Regions from separate parts of the Mus musculus genome. Here region 2 is linked to region 1. The links are chromatin loops, found by intact Hi-C in ENCODE. Cell type or tissue: gastrocnemius. All regions are shown on one strand. Links, peaks and the distances in the headings refer to the core of each region. The heading gives the core; the rest is flanking DNA.

Evidence for each region. A loop is a pair of places that touch in the nucleus more often than their neighbours do. Peaks named below come from ENCODE experiments on the same cell type or tissue, not always from the same donor. Only the 100,000 strongest peaks of a DNase experiment are listed, where the experiment ranks them.
Region 2: it touches region 1 in a loop (5-fold over the local background); 2 of 42 quality-filtered maps call a loop at or near these places.

The regions. Positions count from the first base shown.
Region 1 is chr2:156,001,331-156,008,980 of GRCm38, reverse strand. It overlaps 6430550D23Rik (RIKEN cDNA 6430550D23 gene), which reads left to right and starts at 4,554. Exons shown (of 6, transcript NM_001145351.1): 1 at 4,554-4,640; 2 at 4,996-5,300; 3 at 5,496-5,656; 4 at 5,731-5,880; 5 at 6,495-6,544; 6 at 7,419-7,650. The coding sequence starts at 5,046. The coding sequence ends at 6,513. Ergic3 (ERGIC and golgi 3) reads right to left here and starts at 953. Exons shown (of 13, transcript NM_025516.5): 1 at 753-953; 2 at 546-616; 3 at 330-417; 4 at 2-121. The coding sequence starts at 840. In gastrocnemius, for the core only: a CTCF peak has its summit at 3,385 (motif pointing left); a DNase peak (open chromatin) is centred at 3,397; H3K4me3 peaks cover 560 bases; H3K27ac peaks cover 462 bases.
Region 2 is chr2:156,075,750-156,083,399 of GRCm38, reverse strand. It overlaps Cpne1 (copine I), which reads left to right. Exons shown (of 16, transcript NM_170590.3): 2 at 3,936-4,061; 3 at 4,158-4,337; 4 at 4,426-4,500; 5 at 4,577-4,648; 6 at 4,746-4,826; 7 at 4,979-5,068; 8 at 5,167-5,253; 9 at 5,385-5,471; 10 at 5,566-5,625; 11 at 5,711-5,844; 12 at 5,947-6,001; 13 at 7,112-7,163. The coding sequence starts at 3,936. Among named protein-coding and RNA genes, the nearest start is that of Spag4, 14 kb to the right of the region's middle. In gastrocnemius, for the core only: no CTCF peak of the experiment used is centred there; no DNase peak of the experiment used is centred there; H3K27ac peaks cover 2,027 bases.

The DNA.
Region 1 (7,650 bases), core at 990-5,989:
CCGTGCCGTTCAGCCTCTGAGCTCACGGGGACGCCATCCTTGTCTAGTCGTTTCTTGAACAGGTTGTGTTCCACATCCAGCTGCTGCTCCCCGGCCACGTCCATGGCATCGATGCTCAAGTCTGGAAACAGAGAGGCAAGCTAAGGCGCTACGACACCAGGGACCCGGAGAGCTGAGCTTTGATGGGAAAGATGTATCTTGAGGAAGAAATGGACTCGGGGAATGAGGATGGCCTGGCATTCACTCTGGGATCTAAGGCCAGAGGTGTAAATCTGGAAGCCCACCCTACGTCCAGGAGTCCAACTCCCCACTCACAATCGGGTACTCACAGGCACAAGGCATGTGCGGGAAAAGAACATCGATGTTGATCTTCAGTTTATCCCCCCGAGACTTGTCCACGTAGAGCTCAGGATGCACCTAGAGCATGTCTACCTCAGTCAGATTCGCCCCTATGCCTCTCCTCGCCTCTCCTCCCCTCTCCCACCTTTAAGGGTCCTGCCCTTAGAATGCCAGGCCCCGCCCACGCTCTAGGCCACGCCCCTCACCTCCGTAGTGAGATAATACTGCAACTCCGATAGGAAAAGCAGGAGCATGAGAAGGCCACTGACGATGGTCACTGCAGGGCGAGAGCGAGATTTGGAACGGCCTATATCCCACCCCTCAGCCCCTTAGCAGGCCACGGAGGGTCCGGGAGCCCGGGCCGAACGCGAGGACAGCTCCCTCCTTGCAACCCTGCCCGCGCCGAGACCTACCCGTGGCACCCCCGCAGGTCTTGACCCGGAAGTCCTCCAGAGTCTTAGGGTAGGCATCGAACTGCTTCAGCTTCCCCAGCGCCTCCATGGGGACCGGCCGGAAAGGGGACACCAGCCGGCCCGCCCCTCCAGCCTCCCGCTTCCGGCCTGGACCCGGGGTCACGCCCCTCGCTGTCTTGCGCAGGCGTAGCGGTGCGTAAGTGGGGCTCCACCCCCTCACCTGCCTCCTCAAAGGCAGTCTAGCTTGTGGACATTGTCACGCCTCCTCGCGCGGATTGGGCAGTGCTCCGAGAGGGGCGGGCTGGGAGCACAGAGGGCGGTGCTTGGGTGCGGAGTGACAGCACCTGTGGTAAGTGCCTCTCCTTGGACCTTTGGATCTCTTAGGACAGCGCTTCCAACTTGACCCCGCCAGAGCCACCGCAGCGTTAATTAGAATTGGTTCCAAACCGGGGTGGGCGCACTCTTTAATCCCAGCACTCAGAAGACAGAGTCAAGCGGATGTCTGTGAGTTCGAGTTCAGCCTGGGTTACAAAGAGAGTTCCAAGACAGCCAGGGATGTTACGCAAAGAAACCCTGGCTTGAAAAATTACAAAAGAAAAAAGAAAGAAAGAAATCGGTTCCAAGGAAATCATTGGTTCCCTCATTAGAAAGTCAAAAGTGGCTCCAAGGTGTTTCCAATGCGGTTAAGGCATGAGAATCTCTGCAGGGGGAAGTGGGTATTAACTGGCTTGCAAGGTGAAGGCATTTGCTGCCAATTCTGAGTTCTATACCCAGGACCCACATGGTGGAAAAAAACTGATTCTTGCAAAATGTCCTCTGACCTCCATATGAATGCCGTGGCGTGCCCTTGACTACACTCACAAAAAAGTAAATATAATCTATAAGTTATTTTTAAAAGAGAGTGGGTGTTAACTTTGCTTTTTTTTTCAAGCTTAAACTGATCAATAGTGGAACCCAGTTCTGGACTTCAGAGTACCCTGGGTTCTTAAACAGCGTCCAAGTGCTAATCCCAGTGTGGGTCAATAAATAAAATAAAGACGTTCGCTGATTCCACCCCTCCAGGACAAGGCTATGGAGTGGAGATTAAACAAACCCTTATTTGCTTTCTGTTGTAACCCATTAGCTCTAGACAGCTTAATACCGCTATAAAGACTAAAACAAAGTGCTCAATAGTTTTGTTTTAAGAAAGTGTCTTTCTGCTGCTCTGGCTGACCAGGAACACCTGGACTCCTGCCTCAGCCTCTTAGCGTCTCATGGGAGGTTTCTGTTTTGAAGATTTATTAACTATTTTTATGTGTGTCTACATGTGTTTATGTGTACCAGATGATAGTACGGGGCATTGGATCCCTGAAATCTGGACTTATGGGCAGTTCTGAGTCACCCAATGTGTGCTGGGAACTGAACCAGGGTCCCCTGAAAGAGCAGCCAGCAACCATGCTGTGCTCAGTCTCCATGCTTGAGCTTAAAGGTCTTGACGTAGAACTCTTGCTTCAGATAATAAATCCCACTTTAGGAATCTATTTTATGCTGTTGAATTCAATTTCCTGTCAACCTAAAGAGGTTTTGTTGTTGTTGTTTTGTTTGTTTGTTTGTTTTTGTTTTTTTCTCTGTAGACCAGGCTGGCTTCGAACTCAGAAATTCGCCTGCCTCTGCCTCCCAAGTGCTGGGATTAAAGGCGTGCGCCACCACGCCCGGCTCACCCAAAGAGAGTTTTTAAGATTTTATTTTGTATTTTATTTTAGATAGGGTCTCACTATGCCTGGGCTGGCCTTGAATTCTGCTTGCCTCTGCCTTGCAGAAGCTGAGATTAAAGGCATGTGCTGCCACATCTAGACCTTAAATGTTTTTGTTAGGATATGTTGATTATCCATGATAATGGGTTTATGAAATCTTCATACATATTCATAATGTATTTCTATCACACACACAAGCCCAGTTAGTTACCCTCCATAGGCCCCCTTCTCCCAGCAACCACATGGTGGCTCACAGCCATCTGTAATGGGATCTGATGCCCTCTTCTGGCATGCACCATATATATATATATATATATATATATATATATATACATATATATACACAGAACACTCATACAAAAATAAAAATATTCCAAACAAAAATTGTACCAGGTGGTTATAACTTATGCATGAGTTCATGAGATTGCTCAGAGGCAAAACACTGGAGTCAAATATGGTCATATATAGGGATCAGTTCTGTAAGGGTAAATTGTCAGGTCTCCAGAAAAAAATGGAATAAAAACTATTTGTTCTTAAGACCTTAGAACTATTAATCCTTAGAACCTGCATTTTAAAAAGATGGGTGCATGCCGGGCGTGGTGGCACACGCCTTTATTCCCAGTATTTGGGAGGCAGAGGCAGAGGCAAAGGCAAGTGGATTTCTGAGTTTGAGGCCAGCCTGGTCTACAGAGTGAGTTCCAGGACAGCCAGGGCTACACAGAGAAACCCTGTCTCAAAGAAAGAAAGAAAAAAAAAAAAAAGATGTGTGCAAGGGCTTGAGAGATGACTCAAAAGTTAAGCGTATGGCTGTCCTTTCAGAGGATCATTCCCCAGAACCCATCAGGTGGCCCCCAACCATCAGAAACTCCAGTTCTGCAAAATCTGAGCCCTCTTCTGGCCTTTATGGGTACTGCATGCACACGGTGCACATGTATACATACAGGCAGACCATACTTACCAGCTTGTGTGGGAGCTCTGTATAGGGAGCCTGGTAGCTGATGCACACCATAGCACCAGAATGACACCCCCAGCTCTCAGCAACTTCATGGGGACGGCTGTAAACAAGCTGCAGACCTTCCGGGTCAAGACAAACCTCTTCAAGCTGCAGGATCAAACTCAGGTCATCAGCTGGGGTGGCAAGGGCTTTCGCCAGCAAATCATCTCACTGACCCTTCTAACTGCTTTTAAGTTAATTATCATTTCTGGGAACTGGGAGTAGCCCTGGCTGGCCTAGAACTCCATATGTAGACCAGGCTGGTCTCAAACTCACAGGGATCTACCTGCTGCTGCCTCCTAAGTGCTGAGGGTAAAGGCTACACCACCATATCAGGCTGGAAATTGGTTTTTAACAAATAGAGATGGACTTATCATTCTTATCTCAAGATGAAGTACACTGTTTTGTTTTGTTTTGACCAAGACAGGATTTCTCTGTATAGCCCTGGTTGTCCTGGAACTTGTTCTGTAGACCAGGCTGGCCTTGAACTTATGGGATCTCCCTGCCTCTGCCTTCCAAGTGCTGTAATTAAAGGCATGTGCCACCACTGCCCATCTGTTTTTGTTTTTATATGAATTTATGTATATATATATATCAGATCTGGGTCTTGTTTAATTACTCATGTAAAAAATAACCATTCTAATGGAAAAGAAGTTTAGCCTAGTGGTTTTGCAGGGAGAGTTGTTAAGGATCTTGCTTTTGTTTTTATCTGGCTATTTTGAGTAAATGAAAACATTCTTGAGGGCTATTGAGGTAACTTGGTGACTAAGCTGGACAATTCCTAGAACCCACATGGTGGTTCTATGACTACCACATACATGAACCATGGCCTGAATGCCCACACACACATGCACAGATACACTAAGTAAATCTGACACAATTTAGAAAGCTCTTTCCAGTTGCTTCCTTTATCATAGTCTGTTATATAAATATATATTAGGGGCTGTAGAGAGCTGTCATAACATAAATCTAGAAAAAAATAAATAAGAGAAAGGGTCATGACAATATCCAATACTCTGTGTTGATTTAAAAGAATTTAGGGGAGAGAGTAAGAATTCTGGAGGATCACAGTGAAACCATGGCAGCGGGGGATGGTGGGGTCGCTGGCAGGCAGAACCATCTTGGAATGCTTGGCTTCTGGGGGAAACTACACAGGTTCAGGTCAGCAATCTCAGATACCTAATTGAAGAGAGATGAGGACACTGTGGCCCTGGGCTCTCACTTTCAGTACTAAAGAGCCTGATGACTGTCCCCTGTAGGGTACAGGACAGTGGTCACAGTGTGGACTCTGATATAATGAGTGGCGCTGACAGCCAGTCTTTCTGCAGGGAGCACTCAGGACACTCTGTGCTAGCATCTTCACTAGGCCCAGTCAGAATCCTCCCTGGGGGTGAGAAAATGGACAGGAGGGGTACATTGGAGCTGAAGGGAAGGCTGGGGAGCTGTGGAGGCCAGCATGAGGGGATGCTCATGCTGTCTCGTGCTGTCCGTGGCCTCAGCCCCCATGTCCTTTCAGGTGAAGAAGCCAGTCTGTTCCCTGCCACATGAGCCACTGCCTGGGCAGACATGGAGCACTGCTGGGTCTTCTGGGGGCTTGTCTTGTGGATGATTGCTCCCTGCCTGTACCTGACACATGAATTGGCACCCCAGCAGGGATGGACATACATGGTACCACAGCAATGTAACTGGTTCTGCTTCAAATTTGGAAAGCGTGGCTGCCCTTCAAAAAGCCCCAACTGTTCCACCTGCCACCACACAGCTGGGGAAGCATGTTATGAGAAGTTCATGGGATACTGGAGGACAAAAGCTCTCTGGTGGCTGGTCAGTTGTTAGCACCCAGACCTGTGCTATTGGCTTCACTCCCCAGGCCCAGTCCCCCATCCTCTGGTCCAAACCCTTTCTCTTGGCTACTGCTTACCTTTCCCCTCCCCAACCTCGGCCCATGGTCTCTCCTCCTGCTCCCCAGAACTGATGGTTGGTGCCAGAATCCCCACCTTGTCTTTGTGCTGTTACCAGGGCATGAACTCAGTGAGCGAGCATGGGACAGTGTGGAAGAAGCCATCTGGAGTGACTCCCAATTCCCTCCTGCACCATTTTGATTTCCACTGTGTGTCCTGTGCCATGCTGGGGAATTCTGGCTTCAGCAATATCAACCAATTATTCTACATGGCTTTCAGGTGGGTACTGGGAAGGTAGTAGGGTCCAGGTTGGTCTTGTCCCAGATTCAGTCAGTTTCTGCCTTTGTTCCAAGGACGAATCAGGCCTCCAACCACAGCTCCGAGGCAGAGATGAGGAGCCAAACAGCAGGACCCTTCATCTGTCCCAGGAATGCCAGTCACCAGGGTTTCTGGGGGCAGTACTGGTTATTGCAGCTTGCTGATCTGGTGCCCCAAGTGACACGGTAATGGAGATGTGTTAGACATTCTCAGAGTGGGGGGACAGGGAGTTTTCCCTGGGGAGGTGGGAGGAATGCTGGGAAGTCTGGGCTGCTTTTGGAACGGGGATAGCAGAAGGGTAGGATGTAGCTGAAAAGTTTCCTGGTATCATGGTGGATCTGTCAGGATTCACCAACAGAAGAATCAGATTTAATACGGCTTAAAAGATTGGGTTTTAGTTGTTGTGCCCAGAGATTGAGTTACCATTTCTGAGCTAAGTTTGTGTGGTGTTTTTCTTCTCGAGACAATTCAACTGGGTTCCAGAGAGTACGGTGGCAAAGTGTGGGGGCACCACAAAAGCTGTGGGGGCTTCGAAGCATGGGGCTGGCATGGTAATGACTCGCCAGTGGGAACCTAGAGAGCTAGGTGGAGTTCTGAGTCAGAGTCTCCAAGGGATAAAAACAAAACTGCCATTGCCTGCCAGTGCATGGATGGCCGGCCAGGCTGCTGGGACAGAGGCACAAACGCGGGATCGTGCCAGTTCATTTTTAATATTTCTCACAACAGGTGAAGGACCCTGAGGGATTTTCTTGGGTCACAGGAACTTTCTAGAATTTCACCATCTCCAATTCTTCCATAGATTTTGGAAGATGGTCTGATTCCCTAGATGCGCAAGATAGTAAAGATGAGGTAAGAAGGTTGTGGCTCTGATCTGCTCTGAGCAAGGACTCAGGCAACTAGCTGGATAACCAGGGTGAGTGGCCAGAGTCTGGTCTGCATGGTCAGCACAAACCCATTCATATCCTCAGCACAGAGGCCAGAGTTGTGTGTCTATACTCATTCCTCCTTGCCTTCCTCTGTTCTATTCTGCCCTTCATGTTTACAAAGCTTATTTTATTTTATGTGCATGAGTATTTTGCCTGCATGTATGCATGTGCATCATGTTCATGTCTGCTGCCCTCAGGGGTCAGAAGAGGGGCTGGATTCCTTGAATATGGAGTTACAGATGGCTCTGAGCCATCATGTGGGTATAGAACCAAACGCATGTTCTCTGCAAGAGCAACACAAGCTCCTAACCAATGAGCATCTCTCTAGCCCTTATGCAGTTCTCCAGCACTTTAGCTCTCTAGCCACCTTTTGTCTCAACTTGCAGCCCCCAGCCCCCTTATTTTGAGACAAAAGTTTCTCTGTGTAGGCCTGGCTATCCTGGAACTCACTCTGTAGATCAGGCTGGCTTTGAATTCGCAGAGATCCTCTTTTGTGAGATTAAAGGCATGTGATAGCATCATGTGGCTACCTTTAACCTTTTTACAGGCCCTTCCCCCTGTCTGGAACTCCCTTCCCCCAGCATGACAGGCATCAGCTAGTTGATGTTCTTTTTGAGGTCCGGGGTAAGTCTATGAGAGTGTTTATCACACTGAGTTGAGTCTATATTTCCTGGAGAAGTGGAACTCCATTTTCTTCCAGCTCTAGAGACAGCCTATCACTAGCTGATGAAAGAGGGAACTTGGGATAAAGGACAGGATTCAGCCTGCTGACATGAACATCCTTGCTCATATGCTAGGCCACCCTCTCTGGATTTGGATCAGAACAGCAAAGAAAGAAGTTCTATCACTGACAGAATGATAATCAGACCAAAGGCCCCCAGAAGGATCTGTCCACATGGACTAGAGAAGCAGAAATGGAAGCTGCTTGTCAGCTAAGATGGGCAGACAAGGCCACCATTCACAAGTGACAACGAGCTGAATGCTGGATTTTTAGTGTCACAACAGCCACATAATTATGAAGATATTCAT
Region 2 (7,650 bases), core at 1,687-6,686, 74 kb before region 1:
ACGCTGAGCTGGAGAATGGGCTCAATCCTGTGGGTGAATCAGAAAGAACAGCCCAGTGGGAGCACTCTTGGGTGGCTGGGTGACTCTTTACGCATGGGTTAGATTTTATAGACCATTGTAAGAGCTATAGATTGGAGTGGCTTTTTAAAGTTATATTTAGTGTTGGCGACATTGAGGAGCTGTGGAGTCCATGTGACAATCTGATAATTTGTGGGTGTCTCCTTCCACTGTCTGGGCCCCAGGGATCAAGCTCTGGTGTGACGGCAAGTAACTTTTTACCCACTAAGCCAGCTTACAGCCACAGAACTTTACCCACTAAGCCAGTTTACCTGCCACAGAACTTGGGTGGGATTTTTTTTCTTTTTTGGGGGGTGGGATTGGTGTGTGTGTTTGTGTACCTGTGCATGTCTGTGCATTGGTTTGTGCGTGTGGTTACGTGGTGCCTGTGGATACCAGAAAGGGGCACTGGAGTCCTTGGAGCTGGAGTTGCCCGACATGGCTGCTGGAAGCTGAGCTCTTGCCCCGCCAACTCTCCAGCTCTCAAACTTGGCTGCTATATTGAATGCACTGGGAAGCTATCCCAGGGTTCTAAACAGAAATGACATGATCTGCTCTTCATTTAGCTAAGAAACACAGAAATGGCTACATAGTTACAAAAACCTGATAGAGGAAACCACTGCAGTTATCCAAAGACAGTGAGATCCTGCTGGGCAAGAAGTCCTACGGGGAAGCTTGTCAGAGCAGAGCTGTGGATGACAAGATACTAGGGAGGATATTGGTTCTGCCCATCCCAACTGAAGGAGCTAAGGAAAGTGGCAGACTAAAAAAGGTCTTAACAGTTTGAGCTAGAGAATTCAGGGTTAACCACAACATGCCACTACTCAATGCTGCAGAAATTCTCCCTCGGAGAGATCAAAGTAGCTTGCTAGAGAGTTTGGTATTAAATGTAAGGATCATTGGGCAGTTATATGGGATTTTAAATGAGAGACTGAACACTGGCTATGTAAGGCAGTATTGAGAGGAGGAAACCCCTAAGGGTCAGAGATGTTACAGCTTGATGGTTCTCCAGCTGAGTAGTCGATACTTAAATGTGTGGGCTAGCGCTGAGTAGGCAGCTAACAAGACTCTGCAGATGTATAATGTTGAAAACAATGAAGTGCACAGATTGTAATAGTCCAGGCATGGCGCTGCATAGACCTAACTCCAGCACTTAGTAGGGAGAGAGGTCAGAGTATCCAGAATCTAAGGTCAGATGTCATCCTCATCTGCAAAGTGGTGATGCAAAGCCTCAAAATATAAAGGGGGCGAGTATAGAACATAAGAAGTTCTTGATTTTATCTCATTTCTCCCACACCCCTAAAAGCAATATTGACATGTTTCTGTCCTCTGAGTATTACTTGTACGTGTGTGTATTCAGATCTGTCGCATATATACTTCCCTAAGTAAAACGTTTAAAACTGGGTTACACTTTTGCTCGCTATATAATCTAGTGCTTTCAGGCAGGCAGTGTGGAGGACACACGGTTCTGCCTATTGAGCGGGTGCCGTACCCCTTTGTGTGTTTGCTAGGGAGCCCAGCCCCACCTAGCTGATGGGCCTTTGAGTTGCATTGAGTTTCTTGGGGCTTTCTGCTGTTAAAGCATAGTGAAAAGAGAAACAAACACTGCCCCGGGGAGCATGAGGGGATGACAGACATGGAATTCGGTTATGATGGGGCAAAAGCTGTGGGCTGTTGAGCCTCTTAAGAGAACCAGCCATCTGAAGGTTGAAAGTCTACATGCCTCTTGTCGACTCACCTTAGAACACTGCGTCTGCCAATCACAGTTCACTTGGGGTTGTTGACTGCCTCCAGACCATGAGCTCTCATGCGCAGATGGAATTGGATCCTGGGAAAGCAGTAGGCTTTCTGGGTGGGAGTGAGAATACACACACCTGGCTCAGTTTGGCTACAGACTCTTGGATGAAGAGTAGTGAGGATTTCCCTTTTCGTTTGTGCAGGGGGTTCAAGTACTGAGGGTGACTCTAAAAATGCTGTGGGTACTGATCTGGGTGGGAGACTAGAGCCGGGGATGAAGTTTAGTGCCAGATGGTTGCCTGGCATGCTCAAGGCTCTAGGTTCAATTCCCATTCCATAAAGCCAACAACCAACAGGAAATGTAGGGACCAAAGCAAGTCAGTATAGGCTGGGAAGCATCCCAGGAAGTACTGTTGGGAAGCTGGGCTCCTGAGGCAAGCAAGGAATCTCTGTGTGCACTTGATGTAGATGGACCATGTCACCTGCACATCATTGTGGGCTGCAGGAGGAACTACATTGTAGTCACTCTGGTGACTCATAAAAGGTGATGATGTTTCTGACCGAGGAAGCAGGTGAATTGGAGAGGTTTGTTGCTGCTTGAATTTGGAGACAGGAGACTACTCTGTCTGAGAGTTTGGGCTAGAGATGGCCTTTTGAATTTTATGTAACATACGTATCTGCATGCTTGGGATAGAGCAGTGCACAGATACATTCTTCCTCACACAGGAGGTTTTCGTCCTAGTGCTAGAGACAGTAACCAACATATGTAGTAAGCTAGATACTGGTGTGAGAGGCACATTTGAGTCTGCGATGTGTCAGTGGTGCTAAGGTTTGCATTTCAGACTGGCAGGCAAGACTTAGCCAGTGTAACACACGTGATGATGAATGAGCTTCATGAGAGAGGAGACGGCGGGCCTGTGGGTGATGAAAACAGTTCTACCGGATGCTGCAGGTCTTTGGAATAGGAATCTGGTGGGCTTGAAGAATGGTGAAGGCCAGAATGAGTTCTTGAGAGAACTGACGGGAGGTGGTGTTCAGAGGACCTGGGAATTCAGGTCGTACATCAGCTCACTGTGCGGCTTGTGCTGTTTCTACAAGTGGTGGTCCAGAGTGTGAGGTTCAGCAGGGAGGTTCTGTTGTCTTATGTTTAATTAATGTATATATGTCTGTGGACTAAAGGCATGGGCTGAGCAGCAGAGCTCCTGGAGCCAGAGCTGCGCAGACTGTTGGAAGCTGCCAGTGTAGGTGCTGGGAATTGTACTCGGGTGCTCTGCAAGAGCAAAACATTCTCTTAGCTGCCTCGCCATCTCTCAAGCCCCTTTGTTTGCTTTTGACTTGGGATCTCATGTAATCCAGGCTGGCTTCATACTCACTTTGTACTCAGGCTGGCCTTGAACTCGTCCCTTCCCTGTGTTTCCCCGAGAGCTAGAATTACGGTGTGAGCCACAGTACGTTTTCTGTTTTTTGAGGCAAGATCTCACTTTGTAGCCGTGGGTAACCTGCAACTCTGTATTGTTACCTAAGGTGGCCTTGCATTTACATCAGTCCTGCTTCTGCTTCCTGTGTGCTGTGATTTCAGGCTGTGCCACCATGCCTGGCATGGATATTTTTGCCAGGATTAATTTGGTTGCTATATTAATAGCCTGGTGGGGTGGAGGTGGGAAGTGGAAATAGGGATGGCACAGGTTAAGAGACCAGCTGGAGAGGCTATTGCTGTTTCTAGGCAACATAAATAGTGGCCTGGAGTTGATGACAAGGAAATCGTGCGGGAGTACACTTGAGCAGCAGATTCAAAGCACCCGTGGAGGGGGCGGAGCCCAAGTGCAAGGTTCAGGCCCCAGGGTCTGGGGAGCATCATTATTGGCTGTTGGGGAGCAGTGAGTGATGGGAGTGAGATCAGTTACTCTCTGCAGTGGCTAAGGCTAGAGCCCCAGGTCCGGACAGCATTGCTGAGGTTAAGGCCACTTTCAGAATAAGGATTGATTTTTGAGCCAGAGTTTGGTGTCACAACTGCGTCCTGTGCTATTGAGCTTACTTGGAATTCAGGAGTGTGCAGTATGCAGTTTTCCCAGGCTGGGAACTATAGTCAGTGAAAGGTGGTGGAGATGCTCTGATGCCTGACTCAGTTCTTTCCCCCACAGATGGCTCATTGCGTGACCTTGGTCCAGCTCTCCGTGTCCTGTGAACATCTCATTGACAAGGACATTGGCTCCAAGTCTGACCCACTCTGCGTCCTTTTACAGGATGTGGGCGGGGCCTGGGCCGAGGTGAGATGGGCCTCAAAGGTTAAGGACATTGAGGGAGGTAGCATTATGTTTGAGGTAGAGGGTTTGTCACTGATGCTGAGTGACCTGTTGCCACAGCTTTGCCGGACTGAACGTGTTCGCAACTGCTCAAGCCCTGAGTTCTCCAAGACTCTGCAGATAGAATACCACTTTGAGACTGTCCAGAAGCTGCGCTTTGGAATCTATGACATAGACAACAAGACACCAGAGCTGGGGGATGACGACTTCCTGGGGGGAGCTGAATGTTCCCTAGGTCAGGTAAGTGGTGTTGGGGATGTCCCGGACAAGCAGGACCCCACCCTGCCCGAGACAGGTGCTGACAGCTCTCCTACCTCGCTTTCCCCAGATTGTATCCAGCCAGACGCTGACCTTACCCTTGATGTTGAAGCCTGGGAAGCCTGCAGGGCGGGGAACCATCACAGTAAGAACTAAACCCTGGGCGGGGAAGCCGTCCCAGTAATAAAAGTTCATGAGACGATGCAATGTTCTCTACCTAGGTTTCAGCTCAGGAGCTAAAGGACAGCCGTGTAGTAACCATGGAGGTGGAAGCTAGAAACCTAGATAAGAAGGTGTGTCTGGAAGGAGACCCAAAGGAGCCAAGCATTACAGAGGGCTGATGCATGGCTGGCTCCTTAGTCTCATAACTCTGGTCTCTGGCATCTGCAGGACTTCCTAGGGAAATCTGACCCATTCTTGGAGTTCTTCCGGCAAGGCGATGGGAAGTGGCAGCTGGCATACAGAACCGAGGTGACTCCTGGTGTCAGGTGGCTTGGCAGAGGAGAGAGACTGCAGGGGTTGGGATTAGCAAGTTTGGGAACCGAGAGAAAAAGCCTGTTGGTGGGTAGAGCGGTGGGAGCTCTTCATGGGCCAGACCAGAGGTCTCTACTCTCCACCCCCAGGTAGTCAAGAACAACCTGAACCCTACCTGGAAGCGCTTCTCAGTCTCTCTGCAGCATTTCTGTGGCGGGGACCTCAGCACGCCCATTCAGGTGAGCAGTTTCCTGACAAGGATCGAAGGAAGGGGTCCTGGGAAGAGGCTCCGTGCCTGTCGTGCATCTCCTTTATCCACACACACGCCCCCTCTCAGGTGCGCTGCTCAGACTATGACAGTGACGGCTCACATGATCTCATTGGTACCTTCCATACTACCTTGGCCCAACTGCAAGCAGTCCCGGTAAGTGTTGACTGTTGGTAGTGCTTTGGTGGCCTGCAAGGCTGCTGCCCAGAGGGAGGTCTGGAGAGTGAGGCTTAGGTCCTCGGCTAGTGCTGTGGCAGGTGTCTTACTTTAATTTGTCTCCCCACTAGGCTGAGTTTGAATGTGTCCACCCTGAAAAGCAGCAGAGAAAGAAAAACTACAGGAACTCTGGAACTGTCCGTGTCAAGACTTGCCGGGTAAGATGGTGACCCATGTGACCCAGGCTCTGAGCTCTGGGCTCTGTGATGCCAGCCCCCTGTTAGCCCTGTCCTAACCTGGCTTCATCTGCAGGTGGAGACAGAGTATTCCTTCCTGGACTATGTGATGGGAGGCTGCCAGATCAACTTTACTGTAAGTAAATGGGAGTGCCTGGCTGGGGCAAGTGAACCGGCCTTAGACTGAACAGCCTTCACCTCCATTCTCGCTCTTTCCCCAGGTGGGTGTGGACTTCACTGGCTCCAATGGCGACCCATCCTCACCTGACTCCCTGCATTATCTGAGCCCTACAGGAGTCAACGAGTATCTGACAGCTCTGTGGAGCGTGGGCAGCGTGGTTCAAGACTATGACTCGTGAGTCCCTGGTTCAGACCATTCCACTCCCTCTATACCCTTCAGCTTCTACACTGGGAAAATCCTCCTGCTGCCTCTTTTACAATTCATTGTCCCCCACAGAGACAAGCTATTTCCTGCATTTGGTTTTGGAGCCCAGGTGCCCCCTGATTGGCAGGTAAATACTCTTCTTCCCTTCCTCTATTCTCTCTTTGGTGTCAGGGTCCTAAGTCCAGAGTCTGTGGTAAATGTGTTCATTACTTGGCATCAAATTCAAGGAGAGATGCAGGGATCCATTCTTGCAAACAGCTACACTGCAAGCTCAGGGCTAAATAGCTCCTGTTGGAATCCTGGCCTATATCAGAATGCCCATGTTTGTATTTTGTATTTTGGGGGCTTGAACACAGGGCCCTAAACATGCTAAGCATGCACTCTGCTGAGCTGCATATGGACCCTGAGAGTGTCCTTTTTCTTGGCCTATACAGGGCTAGGGGTGCTCCTACACAGGTGTCTCAGCAGTTGAATTAGTAGTTGCTTCTTTTCTAAATAACCAAAGTTCAGTTCCCAGTACCCACATGGGAAGGTTAGCTCCCTATAACTCCTGCTCTAACGAGAACCCAGTGCATTCCTCTGATCTTTTTGGGTGTGCACACACACAGACATCAACATAAATAAAAAGTAAACCTCAGCAGGGCATGGTGATACACACCTTTAATCCCAGCTCTCATAAGGCAGAGGCAGGCCAATATCTATGAGTTTGATGCCAGCCTGATCTATGTAGTGAATTCTAGGACAGCCAGAGCTACATAATGAGACCCTGTCTCAGAACAACAAAGCAAACAGACAGACGAACAGACAAACCCAAACTCTTTGGTGAATGCGCTGGTGCGTGTCTGCATCCCAGCCCTTGGGAAGCAGCACAAGTGAATCTCTCTGAGTTCAAGGCCAGCCTTGTCTACAGAGACCATGTTTCAGGGCTTGTGGGGGCAGGAGGTGTGTGTTGGGGGGAGGGGTCAAGAGGCTGGGGGGGTAGATGTAGGAAGGATCTCATTTTTTCTTTTTGTTTGTTTGTTTGTTTATTTGTTGGTAAAGCTGACCTTGGTATGCAGTGATCCTAATGCCCCTCTGTGCTGGGATTAAAGATGTGCACTTCTCTGCCCAGCCGTGTTTGGCTCACTGTATAACTCAGGCTAGGTTTAAACTTGCAGTCTTCCGGTCTTGGTCCCTGTGTGCTAATATGAGAGGGTTGCACCCCAGCTTGGTTCATTGTTTTTCATCTTGCCCTCAGGTCTCACATGAGTTTGCCTTGAACTTCAATCCCAGTAATCCGTATTGTGCAGGTAAATGCTTCCCTCTCCAGGATGGAACACTTCCACGCCTGATTTCTGAAATGTCTTGGGACAAATTCCTTACCTCTGTATACTTTGGTTTCAAAATAAAGCTAAAATCTCCTGGGCCTAGTGGCAGAGCTACTCAGCAGGCTGAGGCAAGGGAGTCAAAAGTTCAAGGCTTGCTGGGGCAGATTGGTCTCAAAATAACAGCATGGGCTGGGCGGGTGACCATTGTGCTAAGGATGGAATCGAGAGCTTTACATATGTGAGTAAGCACTGCCCGCCTACGCCGAGTCCCCAAGCACAGTACACGATGTCCTGTGTGAGCTTCCCAGGCCGTTTTTGTGAAGACCCGAGATTTGTGGCTTCCTAGCACTTCCACATGACGCCAAGTGAAAGTGAAAACTGATCTCACCTGACCTTGCTCTTTGTTTTATTCTTTTTAATTAGTATGTGTGTCTTAGTATATGTTTGAGTACAGAGGCCAGAGGCATCA